Regions from separate parts of the Homo sapiens genome. Here region 1 is linked to region 2. The links are chromatin contacts, found by Hi-C or POLR2A ChIA-PET in ENCODE. All regions are on one chromosome and are shown on one strand. The core of a region is the stretch at or near the end of the contact, and the rest is flanking DNA. Distances in the headings are between cores, read along the strand shown. Region 1 overlaps CMTM6 (CKLF like MARVEL transmembrane domain containing 6). Region 2 overlaps CMTM8 (CKLF like MARVEL transmembrane domain containing 8).

The links. A loop is a pair of places that touch in the nucleus more often than their neighbours do. ChIA-PET counts read pairs that join two places held with the same protein, here RNA polymerase II (POLR2A). Pooled maps may share reads with other maps.
Region 1: a loop to region 2 is called in a pooled map, with 3 times the contacts of the local background. The contact joins two enhancer-like sites. A Hi-C loop is called at or near these places in 16 of 168 maps with a recorded cell type or tissue (GM12878, GM23248, HAP-1 and 8 more) and 4 of 50 pooled maps. POLR2A ChIA-PET finds 5 or more read pairs at or near these places in 6 of 52 experiments (BJ, IMR-90, MCF 10A and 3 more).

What each region holds. Positions count from the first base shown.
Region 1 is chr3:32,482,091-32,488,521 of GRCh38, forward strand. CMTM6 (CKLF like MARVEL transmembrane domain containing 6) reads right to left here. Exons shown (of 4, transcript NM_017801.3): 3 at 5,848-5,946; 4 at 1-2,007. The coding sequence ends at 1,870. Among named protein-coding and RNA genes, the nearest start is that of CMTM6, 18 kb to the right of the region's middle. Within about 2 kb of position 2,526, at least 2 of the 41 ENCODE cell types and tissues checked have a DNase peak (open chromatin) inside an H3K27ac peak, as active enhancers do.
Region 2 is chr3:32,293,020-32,299,281 of GRCh38, forward strand. The region is part of intron 1 of CMTM8 (CKLF like MARVEL transmembrane domain containing 8); the gene reads left to right. Among named protein-coding and RNA genes, the nearest start is that of CMTM8, 57 kb to the left of the region's middle. Within about 2 kb of position 3,857, at least 2 of the 41 ENCODE cell types and tissues checked have a DNase peak (open chromatin) inside an H3K27ac peak, as active enhancers do.

The sequences.
Region 1 (6,431 bases), core at 1,276-3,775, 190 kb after region 2:
GTCCTTATTCATAATTAGACCCAAAACCCAGCTATTTCTCCTCTCTTAGATGACATGCCCAATAAAAACAGCATCCATGATTGGTTTCATTATCTCCCAATTAAGTAGTGGTGACACCACCACTAACACTAGTATCCAAACTCTGATACAAATCCTAAAGGTATTGAGTCAGTAAGACAGAGCAGAAGCTATGTTGGGCCATACTGACCAATTTCTGAGAACCACATTAGCCACATTCATGCAATTAAAACCCATCTAAGACACACAAATGGCAGATGAGAAAAAAAAAAAAGGATGAGGTCATTAAACTTTATCACTGGAAACATGATTCCACTGTTTCAAATAGGAAACCTACCCTGGGAGACTTCCACCAAAGTGCAGAAGGACCTGATGCACGGGCTCATCATCTTAACACTAGAGTCCCAAGTCAAAACTCTAGGAGGAGGATAAGAAAGGTCTAGTCTGTGAATCACCTGGACAGAAAGGTCATATCCCAAGTGCCCTGCCTATCTGTGACAGCTGCTAGCCAACAGACAATTCTGGTTATGAAGTTATCTCTTGAGAATGGCTTGATTCTCTTATGCCACCAACAGTATTAGTCTGGGCAGGGTTCCCTGGATATTTACTTTTTTTTTTTTTTTTTTTTGCCAAAGACAAACTAGAGCAATGCCTATGTAAGAACAAGGACTCTCAAGATCCTGCTACACAGTATTCACAATCAAAAGGGCCCAAGATTCAGGACCACCTAAAGACAACTGACAAAAAGTGTCAGAGCCAGAGGCCAACCTCTGCTAGATGAAGCAGCAGCACATGACTCCATTTCTATCTGATAAGGAGACAGAGAAGAGGCATCTCGAACAGATGAAAAACCAAAGGCTGGTGTCCTAAAAAAAACAGATTGGCTTCAAAGAAAACACTAAGGAAGACCCACAGAGCTGTATTAATTTTAGTAAAAATAATCATATGCCAACAGGGGAATTGAACCACTTTCTAAATCATAGTATGAACTCATCTCTTCAGATACTTGGTAAGTGGTCAAAGCTTGTTTTTATAATTACTTTCACTGTCTTGGGCAAAAAGTCTTTCTTATCTTTGGTCCTTAGGTGTGGTATCAGTTTCTTCCATTTTTTTATGTGTTACAAAACAATCTTTTTTTTACTTGACATCAACAACCAAGGTGCAGTATAAACACGAAGTTGCTGATATTGTTGCTTTTATACACATAAAATACCAACATCTCCCATACATTTTATAGGCTATACGAAGGTCTCAAAGAATTAATAACCGTTATCCAAAAATATTATAACATTTAAGGCTGAGTGAAATACAGTAAAGCCTGGTAATATATGTTAAGGAAAAAAACCTAGACCAACATTTTAAATATTGGTTTCTTAAATATGTTAAATTCCCATTAACAGAACATAATCTAAGCATCAAAACAAACAGCTAAGCAAATTAATTTAAAAATAAAACAATTTCTAAGTAGATGAATATAATCACGATGTTTATACAGCTATAAAGCATAATTTGGAAGCTAAGCCTAGTAAAAGAATGACCTGTAACAGAATGACAGAATCATTTATCAACCGTTGAGCTGTGTGATTTAAAAACAATTGTTTTCTCCTCCTCCCACCAAAATCTCCATTTGAGATAAGTTTCAATTATTATTTAAAAAAAAATTTTTTTTAACTTATCTGGCCTACTTTGTGGTGACTGACACAATATTGATAAAACTGCCTTCTTGACCTTCCCCTTGCTCTCCAAAAGAAGTGGTTTAAACAATTAACAAATTTTACAAGAGCTTCTGCCAGGGCTCAGGCACCACAATGCAGGGTCACTACCTTAGGTAACATCTGCTCCCCAGAGTCTTTAGGCATTAAGTGGCTCAGTGAGGGCTTCAGCCCTAGTGGTATTTTCAGGTTTTCTCAGCTGGGACTCCTGTCGTTTTTCATACAGCATAGTGATAAAGTCAAGTAGGAACATAAAACTTGCTATAAATCCAAACACCTGAGGAAAAAAAGGAGGAAAGGTTATATGAGAATTTTGGAATATAATCTTACATTTCCTACTTGGCTTGGAGAATGTTTCATATAAACAAGATGTTCATGAATTTTATCTTATACACGACTACTCTTTAATGGTAAAAAAAATTTTTTTAAGTCATCAAAAAATGGAAAGAAGTTATAAAAGAAAAACTTCCAGAATAATGGCTATTAGTCAAAGTCTCACAAAATATTAATGTTCTGCCTTATGTGTGCATGTTTATATGTGGAGGGCTAATATATGAAAGTAGGGTTAACAGATAAACATTAAATCCTATAAAATGATACAAAACAAAAATATTTGCATGGTTAGATTGACCCACAGATGCGATAAGGAAAATACGTGACTAGGCAACTCAGCCTAGGTGAAAATGAAAAAAGTTATTAATATCAAAACAGAAATTCCATTTTGAAGATACTATTAGGTTAAATTACTTAAATAATGTTCCAGTTGTCACACTGCAATGACACAGTGACATGACGCCACTACCTACTTCCTCTTCCTTAAATCACTTCCTCAACTGTTCTCTTCTAAAATACGATCATACGTTCTGAGAATTCTATCAAGAGACAGAAGACCATGCGTCTGCTTCAAATTTAGCTTCTCCACTAGCAAAACCCTTAAGGATATGGGGGCCAGATAAGTTCTCTGTAAAAAAGAGAAAATTGATGTAGGTGATGGCTAAAGTCTCTTCCAAATCTAAACTCCCTATCTCCACGATTTTTATTAATAACATTCTCTTACAGTCTGTTGCAGTCTCCTGACCTCTCCTCCCCCCTCTAAAGAATAAGCATTCCACCTCATTTTACCACAAAGTAAACTGAGCTCCAAATTCATTAAGTCCCCCAGATATCCCCAACATATCCAATCTAAATTTAATTATCAACGCCTCCCACCCTCCCATCCCCCGCCACAAAAGCCAAGTCTTTTTCCCTCTGGAATCTTTATTTTTGACTTGATGGCATTTATCCCCTTATTTTCCTGGCAACTTTCTTAAATACATCAAACTCAGACCAAATGTCACCCTTGTTTTTGAAGCTGTCTCTGATCACCACAAGTCATCTTCTAGCTCTTTTGTTCACACACTTCTGAATTAAAAAAAAAAAAAGAACTTCCTCATGCATTTAAGTCTATAAAACTTTTCATAATTTAAATAGTTACAAAAGGTAATTTCCAGCATATTATAAATATCAGCTTTTTAAACTACCTGTCACTATTAAATATATCCAATGAAATATAAATACTGGGACAGTCTAATTAAAATATAAAAATTTTTTTTATAGCTGTAAATTTTTTCCCTGGAACTCAATTTTTCCTCAACTTCATTTCACTTTCCCCACAGAATTTTATAGTAATGTATTTTTATACAAATAAGTAGCCAGAGCTTTTTAAAATTAAAAATGAGTTAAAAAACTCATTATTTTATTGATCACCATCTCATACTCCTCTGCAACAAAAATGTTTCTAAACTGAAATTAACCATAAAGCCCTATTAAAACTTTGATTTTTCTCTTCTATTGGTTCATGTACCCATGAATAAATATTGCTTATTGCTAGAATGAATCAAGATTCAGTGTTAATTTTATTTCTATGTTTTGTTTTTACACATGTAAGTGCTAAGAAACTGTTGTCATATGAATAGATAAATATAGCCATGCAATTCTCTGAACTCCTTTTGAGTTTTCTATCATAAAATGCAGTTTTAATGATGTATTAGCTGACAACTCTATTAATTACAACTTCAATTTTGTTTTTGGTTTTTGAGATGGAGTCTCACTCTGTCACTTACACTGGAGTGCAGTGGCACAATCTTGGCTCACTGCAACCTCCGCCTCCTCGGTTCAAGCGATTTTCCTGCCTCAGCCTCTCGAGTAGCTGGGACTACAGGCGCCTGCCACCATGCCCGGCTAAGTTTTGTATTTTTAGTAGAGACAAGCTTTCACTATATTGGCCAAGCTGGTCTCAAACTTCTGACCTCCTGATCCGCCCGCCTTGGCCTCCCAAAGTGCTGGGATTACAGGCGTTGACCCACCACCCACCACGCCCGGCCTAACTTCAATTTTGTTAAAAACAAAGTATTAATTGGAAACCAGCTGACTTGCAAGATGATTTGTTGTCCAGTTGCTAGTCATTCAAGTTCACAGCACTGCTACCAGTCCAAGGCCATGATCCTTAATTTACAATTCCGAAACCCAAAGAACTACATTAACTCAAGGTTTTCATGATTCACTTGGCTCAAAATTGACACAAAGTAAGCCTATTTACATGGAGTAAGACTACTTAGTCTTTTCTTATCCCTTTTACTATAAATATTCATATGTTTTACTTCAGATATACCAATGTTAGATTACAGGGTACTGTCGCAGGCCCTCAAGTGGTGTTGTGTAATATAGCATATGTACAGCACTACCTTTCTAAAATCCAGAATATTCTGAATCCAAAAGAAAAAAATTCTGGCCCCAAGAATTTCAGAGAAAAATTGGATCTTTATTTTCAACTGTCTCTTTGTTGTACTCAAGGGTTTTTTTGTTTTACAATTCAGGGTAATCCACCATAATAAGTGATATGGCTTGGGTTTGTGTCCCCACCCAATTCTCATGTCAAATTATAATCCCCAATGTTGGGGGTGGAGCCTAGCTGGAAGTGACAGGATCATGGGGCAGACTCCCCCTCTGGCGCTGTTCTTGTAATAGTGAGTTACTGCAAGATCTGCTTGTTTAAAAGTGTGTAGCACCTCCCCACTCTCTCTATTCCTCCTGCTCTGGCCATGTAAGATGTGCCTGCTTCCGCCTCGCCTTCTGCCATGACTGTAAATTTCCTGAGGCCTCCCTTGCTATGCTTCCTATAGAGCTGTCAGAACCATGAGGCAATTAAACCTCTTTTCTTTATAAGTTACCCAGTGTCAGGTATTTCTATATAGCAGGGCAAGAAGGAACTAATCCAGCAAGATTCAGGACAAGCAAGTTTTTTTTCTTTTTGAGGGGCAAGGTAGGTGGCGACTGTGAATGGGAAGGTGGAAAAGTGCCGGTGAGACTCCTTCACCAGAGATAAATTCTCAGACATACAAGTTTTAAAAAAGATTACATATGGAGGTTTAAAAGCTGGAAATTAATTTCCTCAACACTATCTCTGCCTCATACTCCTTGAAAAGTCTGATGAAACTTTAAGGATATGTATAACCCACTGAAAACTGCTGTCTAGACCAACTTTTTTTTCTATTATTTTTTTTTTTCTTCTTATAGAGATGAGGTCTCACTATGTTGCTTGCCCAGGCTGGTCTTGAACTCCTGGCTTCAAGTGATTCTCTCACCTTGGCCTCCCAAAGTGCTGGGATTACAAGCCTGAGCCACGGCACCCAGTCTCAGAACAACTGCTATTGGTTCATTTAACAAACTCCATTACAATTTTACTTTTCCGTCTCCTTTTCTAGACTGAGTCTCTGAATCATTTCTCCCATATATTCTCCATACCTAGAAAACACCTGGCATGTAGGTGTGCATTTATTGAACTGAAAGTGGAGAAATATAAAATAATAAAGTCAATTTTACCACTTCCATTAGCAATAACACACGGTATGTGGAGTAAGTGGATTTTTTTTAAACAAAATTCAGTCAAATTCTATAGGCTCTAGGTTTTAAAGGCTATCATATTGATTTGCTTGTAGGTCTTCTATTCAAAATTACACTAAAAAGTAAGTTATAAGAAAAACAACTCTAACATGCTGTATAACTTGTCAAGTACTCTCCAAATTCCATATTTCTAAGGAAACAAAAATAAGCAATGTTAAAAATACAAGGTACTTACAATTGCAGCAATCTCAGCTGAAGTCCTGTCATGTGTGGAAACAAAAATGATGGATGCCAACAAAAACACACATCCTGTTCCCAAAGTAATATAAAAATCCTATGCATACATACAAAACACAAAAGGAATACAATACAGTTAGATTCATGGAAATGAACTTTTTCATTTTTAACTTTAAAAAGCTCTGGCTACTTACTTGTTTTTCTTGATACAACCCAAACTTACATACCCAAACTTCTAACTTTTCAATAAGCCTGGCATTCAATAAATACCCTGTAAAAAAACAGTATCCACACTGGGCTGGGATTATTGAGAGAACACATTACAAGATAAACTTTTAATAACAACAATCCCCTATGCCAGGAGAGGTGGCATGAGCCTGTAGTCCCAGCTAACTGGGACATTTTTTATTATCCAGTCCAAAAAAAGAAAAAAAAAAAAAAACAGTCCCGGAAAAGATCTCGTGTGTATCTCGTGCAAGTGTTTGTGTGTGTCCTCTTTTTCTCTGGGACATATTAAAATTATCTAAGCCAAAGCATTTATTACAATTCCATCTTACTTCCAGCAAAAAAGCATTTTTCTTT
Region 2 (6,262 bases), core at 2,607-5,106:
CTATCCATATCCTGATACATGTGTCCCAGAATATATGATGTGTGTATATATGTGTGTGTATATATATATATATATATATTTAACTTTTACATGTATAGATATCCTAGAGATCTCTGAATCAGTGGAGGCTGCCCTCACTTTGGCGGCTATGTAGCAGTCCATGGTGTGGAGGTGCCATCATTGATTGAACTTGTCCACTGTGGTTAATTGGGTACTTGTTTCCAATCTGTAGCTATTAAACTGTGCTCAGGCCAGGCGTGGTGGCTCATGCCTGTAATCCCCACACTTGGGGAGGCTGAGGTGGGCAGATCACTTGAGGTCAGGAGTTTGAGACCAACCTGGCCAACATGGCGAAACCCCATCTCTACTAAAAGTACAAAAATTAGCCAGGCATGGTGCCCACCTGTAATCCCAGCTACTTGGAAGGCTGAGATGGGAGAATTGCTTGAATCCGGGAGGCGGAGGTTGCAGTGAGCCAAGATTGTGCCACTGCATTCCAGCCTGGGCAACAGAGTGAGTGAGACTCTGTCTCAAGAAATAAATAGGCCAGGTGCAGTGACTCACATCTGTAATCCCAGCACTTTGGGAGGCCAAGGCAGGTGGATCACCTGAGGTCAGGAGTTCAAGACCAGCTTGGGCAACATGGAGAAACCTCGTCTCTACTAAAAATACAAAAATTAGCCAGGTGTAGTGGCACACACCTGTAGTCCCAGCTACTCGGGAGGCTGAGGCAGAAGAATCACTTGAACCAGGAGGTAGAGGTTGCTGTGAGCTGATATTGTGCCACTGCACTCTAGCCTGGGTGACAGAGGGAGACTCTGCCTCAATAAATAAACAAACTGTGCTCTGTGAGTAAGCCTGTTCATGTGTCATTCTTCTTTGTGCAGGTGTATCTGTTGTGCAGGTGTATTGGTTGTGCAGGTGTATCTGTAGGTTAGATCCCAGAACTGGGGTTGCAGGATCAAGGGTAAATACATCTCATTTTGGTGGCCACCTCCAGATTTCTCCTCCATGAGAGTCGTGCCCTTTGGTACTCTTATCAGCAGTGACTTGAGAGGCCAGTTTCTCCACAGCCTCACCAACAGGATTGTGAAACGTTTGAATTCTTGCCTATCCCATAGGTGAGAAGTGCCTCATGTTTCTTAACCTGAGTAACATTGATCCAGCCTTACATATCGTGAACAAGGAGCTAAGTGAACTCAGCCTAGTCTGCTTTTCCCTGAATGGCAAGTGTCCTGTGCACATCTGTGTCCAGGTCTTTGTGCTTGCTGTCCCTCTGTCAGGAATGCTCTTCCATTTCACTTTAGACATTTTCACATCCTGTGAGGCTTCCAGATGCCTTCTTCTCTATGAAACGTTTTCCGATTATGCTTTACGCTGCATTTTTGTCCTTCTCCACGTTCCCTCTGGCTTAGTGCTGCTGCCTTGTGTGGCTGCCAGTCACATAGCTGTTGCCCAGAGCCAGGTGGGAGTCTGCAGTCAGGCAGGTCTGGTTTTGAATTCCAGCCTTACCACTTACTATCTCTGGATCCTTGGTCAAATTTCTTCTTGGAGCCTCAGTTTTCTCATCTATAAAATGGGAATGATACTTCTCTAGGAGAAGCCACATAAAGTATGCGGCAGCAGATAGGCATTTAATAAACATCAGCTCCTCGAGGGCAGATCCGTCTTCTTGTTTTCTGCCCTGCCTTCCATGTGCCCTTGCATGCAGTGAATAAAGATATTGTGTCTATTCTTTAAAACACAAAACTGTGGCCAGATGCGGTGGCTCACACCTGTAATCCCAGCACTTTGGGAGGCCGAGGCGAGCGGATCACTCAAGGCCAGGAATTTGAGACCAGCCAGGCCAACATGGTGAAACCCCATCTCTACTAAAACTACAAAAATTAGCTGGGTGTGGTGGTGCACACCTATAATCCCAGCTACTTGGGAGGTTGAGGCAGGAGAATCTCTTGAGCTTGGGAGGCGGAGGTTGTAGTGAGCTGATATCATGCCACTGCAATCCAGCCTGGGTGACAGAGCAAGACTCTGTCTCAAAAAATAAAACAAAATGAAACAAAACAACAAACTTTATAGGAAGTGAATGGTGATTTATTCAGCAATTATTTGAACACATATTTTGTTCCAGGCATAGATCTCAAAACTGAGGATTTAGGCTGGGCACGGTAGCTCATGCCTGTAATCCCAGCCCTTTGGGAGGCCAAGGCAAGTGGATCACCTGAGGTCAGGAGTTCGAGAACAGCCTGAGCAATGTGGTGAAACCCCATCTCTGTTAAAAATACAAAAATTAGCTGGGCATAATGTCGTGCACCTGTAGTCTCAGCTACTCGGGAGGCTGAGACAGGAGAATTGTTTGAATCCAGGAGGCGGAGGTTGCAGTAAGCCAAGATTGCAACACTGTGTTCCAGCCTGGGCAATAAAGCGAGACTCCATCTCAAAAAAAAAAAAAAAAAAAAAAACAAAACAAAACAGCGGAAAGAGAAAATCCCTGTCTTTGTGGAGCTTGCATTCAATTAGGGTGATAGACACCCAATGAATAGAAGTAAATGATTCAGTAGTAAGCATAGATCCAACTATTGTATATCATTTTGTTAAGTTGAGGAACTGTAAGTTCCTTGGGGGCAGGAAGGATGACTGCCCTTCATGGAACCTCTTCAGAGCCTAGTATGATGGAGGAAACCCATACCCACATCTATTAATGTCTCCCCTCTGCTTAAACCCCTAGCAGCTCCTCATGGCCTCCGGGCTATGGTTCAGACTCCTTTCCTGGACTGCAAGGCCCTGTGTGATCCGGGGCCTGCCTTTCTATCTGGCTTTGTTTGTTGCCTGGATATCTATCCACCCTACGTTCCAGCTCCACTGGACCTCCAGTTCCTAAAATGTTCCATGCTGTCTCATCTCTGCTTTATTCTACCTGTTATTCCACTTGCCTGTAATGGTTTCCATGCCCACCTCACCTGGCTAATATCTATATATCCTTTAAATCCTTTTGTTCTGTCTTGGATGTCACTGTCTTCAGGAAACCATCCTTGATTTTCCCACCTCTCAGTCTGTGTTGTGTGCCCCTCCAGCTCTGTGCTCAGTAACAATCAGGACTTCTTTGCTTCAGCCTTTTATTTTTTATTTTTTTTTAAATAAAGATGAGGTCTCACTATGTTGCCCAGGCTGGTCTTGAATTCCTGAGCTCAAGTGATCCTCCCACCTCGGCCTCCCAAAGTGCTGGGATTACAGGCATGAGCTACCACACCTGACCCAGACTTCTACAGCATTATAGGGTAATTGCTGGTTTACTTGTCTGAATCTCCCTAATTGTTCAGCCCCCTCCGGAGTAGGCTTGTCTCTCCCATCTGGTGGTATGTATCTGCAATGAGTACCTGGCACAATGAGTTATGGCTAGACAGATGGATAGTTGAAGCGTAGAATAGGAAGTGGATACATGTTCTGACTTGGCTCTCCTCACTGGGGCCAGCCCAGTCGGAACCTGTTTTCCTTTGTAGGAATCTTGTTTCCCTTTGCCACTCCCTTGAGGCAAGCAACAGGTCCTGCTTCTGGTCCATCACAGGTCTGATGACCCTGGAATGATCACTTACCATTCTGGGGCATTTATTAAATGACCCACTGGGGCTGCAGGATTGCTTAAGTGCAAGAGCTCTGTTGATGTATTCCACAGGAATGGCACCCCTTAGGGTTGTGTAATGTGCCCATGTTGCATTAGATGTTCCATCCAGATCTGAGGTTCCATGGGTGGGGGCCTCCTGCCTCTCTCACCCAGGTTTTCCTCGGGAAGAGCAGTGCCTAATTAAAACCACAAAGGGAAAAACCAGGGCGGCAGACTGTGTGTTATTGTGGCTGATGATGCTTGACATGGCCAGTAGAGGGCAGCAGAGCCGTCCACCATGACCTCCACATTTTCGTTATTGTAAATAAGGGATCCTGAGGATGCCTTCTCCACTCCCTCCCCGTGTGTTTGCTCTCATAGGATGGTTGTTTTTCTGGAAGGTTTGTGGTCTAGCCATTGAACAGAGAGAAAAACATCCCCTTAGGATGTGTTGATGCAAAAAGATGATTTTAGAAAAATTGCCCTCTGGGTTCAAAGAAAGATTACATCATTTCCTCACCTTGAATGTACACAGTCTAGGGATATCTAAACTTTATTTTTTTAATTTATTTATTTTTGAGATGGAGTTTCACTCTTGTTGCCCAGGCTGGAGTGCAGTGGTACAATCTCGGCTCACTGCAACCTCCACCTCCTGGGTTCAAGTGATTCTCCTGCCTCAGCCTCCCAAGTAGCTGGGATTACAGGCGCCCGCCACTGCACCCAGCTAATTTTTGCATTTTTTAGTAGAGGTGGGGTTTCACCATGTTAGCCAGGTTGGTCTCCAACTCCTGACCTCAGGTGATCCACCCACCTATGCCTCCCGAAGTGTTGGGATTACAGGCGTGAGCCACCGTGCCTGGCCTGTACCTAAACTTTTGATGAGGCTATTCTTATCTGTGAACCAACATTTGTGACTAAAGCTCACCTTGGGGAATACAGTGGTAACCTTGCACAGAGAATGCTGTGGCTAGCAGCAGCCCCGTCTGGGGTGGCGCAGACACTCCAGGCTGCTTTGTCTGTCTGAAATCCCAGCAGTGTCATCACAGCATCTTGTGCAAAACATTGATGGTGAAAGATAACAATTTCTTCTATTGCTCACCAGCCTCATTTGGAAAGTTAATTACCAGCTTGTGGAAGTTAAGGAAAGACAAGTTCTTAAACTCAGGGGGATTTGGCATTTTAAAATACAGGTCTGTGGGTGGGAAAATAAGGTTTGTGTGTGGGAAGGATTTGGGAAAATGGACTGAGTGTTAATTTAAGGACTTGAAGTGTTTATGAGGGAACCCTGGATAAGAATAACATTTTAAAAATTGGAGATGATGAGAAACTCAAGCACCAAGGTAAAGAAGTCTGGCTTGTGTTCTTCAACTGGTTTCATGGTCATCAGCAGCAGCCATTGCTCAGAACTCCAACAAAAGCTCTCTAATCTCTTAACTAAAAACTTTTTTTTTTTTTTTGGTTGGGGGTGGGGGGCAGTGGCTGGAGTCTCGTTCTGTCGCTGAGGCTGGAGTGCAGTGGCACAATCTGGGCTCACTGCAACCTCTGCCTCCCAGGTTCAAGCAATTCTATCTCAGCCTCCCCAGTAGCTGGGACTACAGGCTCCCACCACCATGCCCAGCTAATTTTTGCATTTTTGGTAGAGACAGGTTTTGCCATGTTGGCCAGGCTGGTCTCAAACTCCTGATCTCAAGCAATCCACCCGCATTGGCCTCCCTAAGTGCTGGGATTACAGGCGTGAGCCATCACGTCCAGCCCCTAATTAAAAACTCTATATAAATATTTGAGGATCTAAAATACAGAGATACTATAAACATACCCCCCTTTTTTTTTTTTTTTTTTTACTTTCTGAAATCTTTCATTCTCTTTAAAAAATTTCAGAATGAGCACTCTTGGTCTCTTTCCAGGGCGATCCTTGCTAGATATTTTTCTTATATCCAGCTTCTGCTAATTAAATTGAAACAATCCTGACTTCATATTTCACTTGCTCTCCTATCATTCGGCTCCTTATCAGATTGCTGCTTTTTAAAAAAAATTTTGAGACAGGGTTTCACTCTGTCACCCAGGCTGGAGTGCAGTGGTGCGATCTCAGCTCACTGCAGCCTTCTCCTGAGCTCCAGCAATCCTCCCACCTCAGCTTCCCAAGCAGCTGGGACTAGGGGCATGCGCCACCACACCCAGCTAATATATATATATATATACACGTGTGTATGTGTATATATATGTGTGTGTGTATATACACACACACATATATATACACACACATACATATATATACACACATACACACACACACACATACACACACACATATATATATATATATGTATATATATATATATTTTTTTTTTTTTAGAGACAGGGGTCCAGGCTATGTTGCCCAAGCCGCTCTTGGACTTCTGGGCTCAAATGATCCTCCCACCTCAGCCTCCCAAACAGTTGGGATTATAGACACGAAACACTGTGCCCCGCTCAGATTGCTGCTTCAAATCCCTCTTGGGATCACACCTCAAAGAGTCCTGACGTATTTTCATAGAAAACAGCCCATGGGCCTAGAGCCTGTATTATCATACAGTGTAAGGTGAGAAAATTTCAAGGCACGATTTCCAAATGTTAATTTTTCTTCCTTCTACTCCTTCCTTTTGGAGAAGAATTTAAAAGGGACCA